Regions from separate parts of the Mus musculus genome. Here region 1 is linked to region 2. A link is a contact called in ENCODE POLR2A ChIA-PET data. All regions are on one chromosome and are shown on one strand. The core of a region is the stretch at or near the end of the contact, and the rest is flanking DNA. Distances in the headings are between cores, read along the strand shown. Region 1 holds the start of Hes6 (hairy and enhancer of split 6). Region 2 holds the start of Klhl30 (kelch-like 30).

Region 1 (3,092 bases), core at 6-2,505, 62 kb after region 2:
ATCCTGAGCTGTCTCCACCTTATCTGATACCCAGGGAGGAAGCAAACTTAAGGATGGCAGCCACCATTCACAGGTCCCTGGTAAGTGTTGGTCACCAAGGCCTCCACACACTCTGAGCCCGGCGAGCTGCAGTCAGGCTGCCTAAGGATGTAGACACCAAATCCGGCCCCTCAGCAGGCACCCGGTTTAGTTCAGCCTCTGGGATCTCCTCTAGGTCAGAACACAGGTCGTCCCCGGGACCTGGGGGACTGGACAATGGGGATTCTGGGGACCCTCCTGGAGGCCAGCTGCTCCTCCCAGAGCCTCCAGGCAGCCCAGCTAGGGAGTCCCCCAGCAGATCCTGAAAGCTGCTACCCTCACGCAGCGGCATGGATTCTAGCAGGTGGTTCAGGAGTTCAGCTGAGACAGTGGCATCGATGGCTTGGCACGTGGACACGAACGTGTGCACCTCATGCATGCACTGGATGTAGCCAGCAGCGAAGCGCTCGCTTGCTTCAGCCTGCAGCTGCTCCCGCTCTGTGCAGGAGGGTGGGAAGAAGAGAGCAGCGTCCCGCACCGTGAGCAGTGACTATCGTGGCTCGGACGATCCGCTCCGCGGGTTCGGGGCTCACCCAGGAGACACAGTAGCGTGTCCCGTTCTGGGGGAAGCCCTTGCCATGGATAGGACCGGGGCTCCGGGAGCCGACGTGTCCCGCTGTTGGGTGGCAGGCGTGCCCGGTCAGCGCCCCCGCCCTCGATCCCCGCCGCCACTCACCGCGCGCCCGGCCTCGCAGCGCGCCCTGCACGCGCCTCACGGTCAGCTCCAGAACCTCGGCGTTCTCTAGCTTGGCCTGCACCTGCGCAGAGGGGAAGGGAGTTGAGTCCGGCCGTGCGCTTCGGGGTGCACCCTGAAGGTCCCCCTCCCCCCTGCACCTTTCCCGTCGCACCTCGGTACCGGCCAGCAGCAGCCGCAGCTCCTGAAGACTCTCGTTGATCCGTGCGCGTCGCTTCTTCTCCACCAGGGGCTTCCGGGCCTGTGGGAAGCGGCTACTGAGCCCCCTGGCCCGCGCAACCTCCCCCAAGCCCATCCACCCGTAGCCCCTGTCCGCACCTTGCGGTCCCCCCGTGCTTCCCAGCGGTCCTCATCCTCCTGGCCTGCACGGTCCCGGCTGGGCGCCTGGGACGGAGCCATGGTCTACGGAGCCCGGCGCCCTAGTGCAAACTACTCAGCGAGGTGGGTCGCAGCCCGGAGGCCCCACTAGCTCTCCGGAGTCTTCCGGCCCGCGGGACCCCGCCCATTTTATAGCAACTTATTTACATGTCAATGCACCGATTGGCTGTGCGTGGTCGGAGAGGCCAGCCGTGAGGCAGCCTGTAGCCAATGAGAGCGGCGCGCTTTGTCAGGCCCCGCGGGTCTCTGGCAGCTGGCGGGGCGGAGCCCACAGCCAGACCTCCTGCCACTTAGGCCGGGCAGGACTCCTGGGCAGTGACCTCCGGCTTCTCTCTTGCTGGTGTGCTTGTACTTCCTTTCGCTGAGTTATGAGGCCAGACCTGCCTGCCTGTAAGCTCGGACTTAGCTATACATCCTTCGGTCCGTATATCTATCCATGCCGCCCTTCCACCCACCTCTTCACCCATCCATTCCTACAGGGCATTTGCTTCCCTTGGTTCACCAAAAGTGCTCTCGAGAATAGCGCTCCAGTCCCAGAGCTGACTTCAGACAGGGCAGTGCCAAAGTCAAGTCCGTGACCTCGGGACCTGGAAGGGGCTTCGGGTCACCGGTGGCGAGAGTGCAAAGTCCGGGGAAAGTACGAGCCAATTTAGCAGCAGGAACAGGACCCTTGTGTGTCCTTTTGGACCCATTAAGACACCTATAACCTTCTTACTCCAAGGTCCGCGGTCGTTCTTACTAAATCTCTATTTCTCTGTGCTCTAAGTCACTTACCCAACCACTACCTTGTCTATTTTAACCCCACCCCAACTGCCCCCAGTCAAGCTTCTCCTTCCTTGTTCATCACCCCGTACCCGCCTAAGCGCCTCTCATTTCCCTCTAGTTCCTCCGCATCCTCTTTGCGGTGGTCTCACACATCCCTGTTCCCCAACCCCTCTCCACGCTCACCTCCCTTCCCCGCGAGTCCCCTTAGAGTCCCCCATCCCCACTACCCCCAGTCCCTCTCAGCTCCTCCCCCTTCTATTCTTGGTTCCTGCAGGCCGAGGCTGCTGTCTGGCCCCAGTAACTTGATGCCCGTGACAGTTGGCAGCTGCAGCCGCTTCCGCAGAGAAAAGCGGCAGGCCGGCCAGGAGCGACAGGTGTTGGCCGCGCCTTTGTCTAGCTGGCTTTGTCCTGCAGGCTGCAACAGGCACGCCTGTGTCGGCCAGACGCCCAAGCCCCGCGTCGTCGGCGGTCCATCTGCCGGCCCTGCCTCGCCGCGGGAGGGGTGTGTGTGTGTGTGTGTGTGTGTGTGTGTGTGTGTGTGCGCGCGCGCGCGCCCCCTCGGAACCCCTGGCTCTGCTCCAGCGTTCTTGGATTTCGGCTGCTGCTTTAGAGCCAGGACAAGGAGCCAGCTCCTAATCAGCCTTTACATACTCCATCCTTAGGCCTGGACACCACTAAGCACTTCAGTGGCTGCCTGCCTGGGCACCGTTGAGGTCTTGGTAACTGGTGCTTCAGTCAGCCTGGCTGGAAGACCTTTGAGGAAGGGAAAGTACAAGCAGGCATCAATTTATTTTATTTTAGTGACTCCATTAGCCAAGTGGCTTAGACTCCATTGGTCCCAGCAGCGTGACTACTCACCCCATCTCAGGCTCAGGAAACCCTTCTCCTGTTCACCTCCCTCAGTTAAACTACTAGTTCCTGCCATTTGTCCCCTGAACCATACCCTACCTTCAAAGTTTGCCTGCATGCAGATTTCCTTAGTAGTAGGGCCTTTTAATCCCCCCCCCCCCCCCCAGGCAGGAACAGAGAACCCCAGAGGCTAGGCAAGGCCATGATGGCCACAGGGTGACTAGTTAGCAGCAGAAATTAACAGGCTGTAAATCCCCAGAGGGACAAAGGCAGCTGTAGGCCTGCAGACTTCCAAGGGCTTTGTGGGCAATCTGCCCAGGAGACCCCA
Region 2 (3,438 bases), core at 801-3,300:
TGAGGTGTCCCTTCTGTGCACTGAGGTATCCTACCTGTGCATTAAAGCACCCTGTACTGGCTGGTTTTGTGGTCAACTTAACACAAGCTGGAGTTATCACAGAGAAAGGACCCTCCCTTGAGGAAATGCCTCCATGAGATCCAGCTGTAAGATATTAGTGATCAAGGATGGGAGGGACCATTGTGGGTGGTACTATCCCTGGGCTGGTAGTCCTTGGTTCTATAAGAAAGCAAGCTGAGCAAGCCAGGGGAAACAAGCCAGTAACATCCCTCTGTGGCCCCTGCATCAGCTCCTGCTTCCTGACCTGCTTGAATTCCAGTTCTGACTTCCTTTGGTGATGAACAGCAACATGAAAGTGTATGCTGAATAAACACTTTCCTCCCCAACTTGCTTCTTGTTACCATGTTTTATGCAGGAATAGAAACTCTGACTAAGACAATTTGGTACCAGCATAGTGGGGTATTCCTATGACAACCTGACCATGTTTCGGGAGGACTGTGGAAGGACTTTGGAATTTTGGGCTAGAAGATCCATTCGGTGTTAAGAGCTCTGTGGGGTGTTCTGAAGGCGCTTGGAAGATAATGTTGAGAACAGTGCAGAAGATGGAGGCCTTGCTTGTGAAATTTCAGAGGGAAGATTAAAGACTCTTATCAGGGCCATTGCTGTTTTGATTGGGAAGATTCTGTAGTTCTGGTTAGCTGGGACTGAAGAATCAGCTGTGATTAACAAGATACCAGAACTAGTAAAGTGAAACCTTTGTATTACTGGGACAATTGATGCTGGTTACCTGGAGCTAAGAAATTAGCGGTGATTAAGAAGAGATTAAGAGCATCATTGAGGTGACATCTTCTGGGAAGTGTTTTCTGAGAGTACAGAGGCTGTGTTCCAGAGATAGCCAAGGTTGTACCTTGGGCTGTGGCTGGACTTGGTAATGTGTAAGAGTCATCCAGTTGGTACTGGTTTTGGAGGCATGAAGGGGTCATGAAGAGCAGCTGAGCTCGGCACTGTGAGAGGCCACGGAAGGTCATTGGTGAAGGTAGAAACCCTTTCCTCCCCAACTTGCTTCCTGGTCATGTTTTGTGCAGGAATAGAAACTGACTAAGATCCCCCTTACCTGGGAAGCTTGGCTCTCGCCCTCCTCAGTTCCCTGGCACAACCTGACGTTGGGTGGCATCAGTAACCTAGACTCTGTCTGTGAAGTGTGTCCCCATGAACCACACACTGCATGGAAGATTACAAACTTCAGCTGCTTTATTTTTAGATGACCCTATTTCTCCGCTGCCTGGAGCACCCAGGAAGGAGGGAAACACCAGGGCAGCCCAAGGCCAAGGCTTTGTTTGTTATGTAGAGAGAACCCCAGGCTCTCCCACCTGCACACCCAGGTGTCAGGGAGCCTGTCCATGCCCTGAGCACAGCCTTTACCCCTGAAGTCTCACCCACTTTCACCATGGACCCCAAGCTTTGAGACTAGGCTGACCAACCTGTGCTTACTCAAGATAAGTAAGCAACAAGTGCAAGCTGTTAAGTGCAAGCCCAGAGCAAGTGCAGAGCTAGCTCTAGATATGTCCCACAACAGTTAGGGAACCTCCCTGCTCCAAGAGCCCAAGAGACATCACCCTCTCAGGCGCCATGTTGTCCCATTCCACAGAGGGACCATGGCTATCTGGGTCCCTGTCAGTTCAGCATGAAGCAGTACAAGAAGGTCCTGAGCAACCTTCTATGGCCCGACAGACCCCAGTACAGACTCCTGCTGTCTCCACCCTGCATGTGTCTGTCTTACATTCTCGGCTCCCCCACCTCAGCCTAACTGCCCGGGATGAATCAAAGCACCAACTTGTCCAAGTTCCCTACTGCCCCTACTGTAACCCAGAGACCTCCTGTGTGATAGAGACAGTGTAGCTTTTCAAAGGAGACAGTCTTCGAAGAGCTGTGACCTCACTCCTCCCCCCCTTTCACCCATACAGAAGCTAAAAATACCCCTAAGTTCCCACGTGGTCTGCCCAGCCCAGCCTAGCCCAGCCCAGCAGGTCTCCTTTGTGGCCCACACTTCAGCCTAAGTCCTGCCCTTTGGTCTATGGTCTCAGCAAGGAGCCCTAAGGGAGTCTACTAACAGGTAAGACCAGGGGTTCTATAAGGAGGTGAGTTCTGGCTAAGCTTAGCAGAGCCGTCTACAGGCAAGGGGCTCCTGGGAGCTGGGTGGGCTCAGAGAGAGAAGTCGGACTTCAGGAATGCAGTCAGAGCTGCATTAGCAGGGCTGAATTAAAGCTATTGGCATGAGCATGCCCTGGTAAGACTCTGAACTCCCACTTTACCCTCCAGCCTCCGTGGGGCTACAGGGCAGCAGGTGTCTGAAGGTGTCTCTGAGGTCCCTTGGAGACGTGCAGCATGCACAGGCCTGGTTGAACCATTGTAGCTATGAGCCAAAGAGTCCAGCAGTGACCGGAATGCAAGGCCTGTGGGTGTTGCCTTGGGCACAGCCCTTCCTGCACATGCCTCAGCTAAAATACTATAACCCCAACCAGAGGCCTCCCTAAGAGGTTAGACAGAATGGATTCCTGGTGGCTTTGAGGGTCCTGAGCTTCCCTTTGTAGGCCTAAGCCAAGGCTGCTCCTTGAACATCCTCCTGAGTAGATGCTTAGGTAGGTCCCTGTGCTGTAGGAAGGAGAGGGCATGGGGATGGGGGTGTGGGTCTCAAGTGCCCAACCAGCCCCAAGCCGCAGGCCCTGTGGTTTGCCAGTTCACTGGATAGTGCTCATCCTTTGATGTCCCTGTGTTCTAGGAATCCACCAGTCTTGCTAATCCTCTATCACTGGTGACTGTGTGAGGGACCCCTGGGAGGGCAATACACTACCACTGTGCGGCTTTCAGCTGTGAGGGACTCTGTGTATACCCTCCCATCTCTCCTTAGCGTTGTCCCTCCCCCTCCCCCTTCATGCTTTTTCTTCCCTTAATTCCCTTTTTTTTCCCCCACCCCCACCCCCTTCCCTTTCACCCTCTTACTCCGGTCCCGCCCCCCCCCTCTCCAGCCCATAGGTTCTTTATTTGTTTCTCATTATGGATGATTGTGAGCCACCATGTAGTTGCTGGGATTTGAACTCATGACCTCTGGAAGAGCAGTCAGTGCTCTTAACCGCTGAGCCTTCTTTCTAAAAAAGAAAAAAAAATTTTTTTTTTTCTTTTATAAGGTCTCACTCTGTAACCCAAGCAGACCTTGAACTTACTGGTAAGCCTCCTGCCTCAGCTTTGGGATTGTAGGTGTGCCCCACTGTGACCAGTGACTGTTATCTTTGGCAGTTTTCTTAGGGCAAAATACCAGACATTCTTAAGGTTAGGTCTAGAAGTGGAATCTGCTGACAGGCTGTGCACTCAACAGGATGGGAAGCTGCTGTGGTTATATTTTGAGTTCTATGGTTGCAAGCCAGGCTCTGAATTCAGTTG

Evidence for each region. ChIA-PET counts read pairs that join two places held with the same protein, here RNA polymerase II (POLR2A).
Region 1: POLR2A ChIA-PET joins it to region 2 with 11 read pairs in Patski. The contact joins the promoter of Hes6 here to the promoter of Klhl30 in region 2. POLR2A ChIA-PET finds 5 or more read pairs at or near these places in 3 of 5 experiments (Patski and embryonic stem cell).

Annotation. Positions count from the first base shown.
Region 1 is chr1:91,411,967-91,415,058 of GRCm38, forward strand. It overlaps Hes6 (hairy and enhancer of split 6), which reads right to left and starts at 1,256. Exons shown (of 4, transcript NM_019479.3): 1 at 1,091-1,256; 2 at 927-1,013; 3 at 755-836; 4 at 1-516. The coding sequence starts at 1,171. The coding sequence ends at 92.
Region 2 is chr1:91,349,023-91,352,460 of GRCm38, forward strand. It overlaps Klhl30 (kelch-like 30), which reads left to right and starts at 2,051. Exons shown (of 8, transcript NM_027551.2): 1 at 2,051-2,113.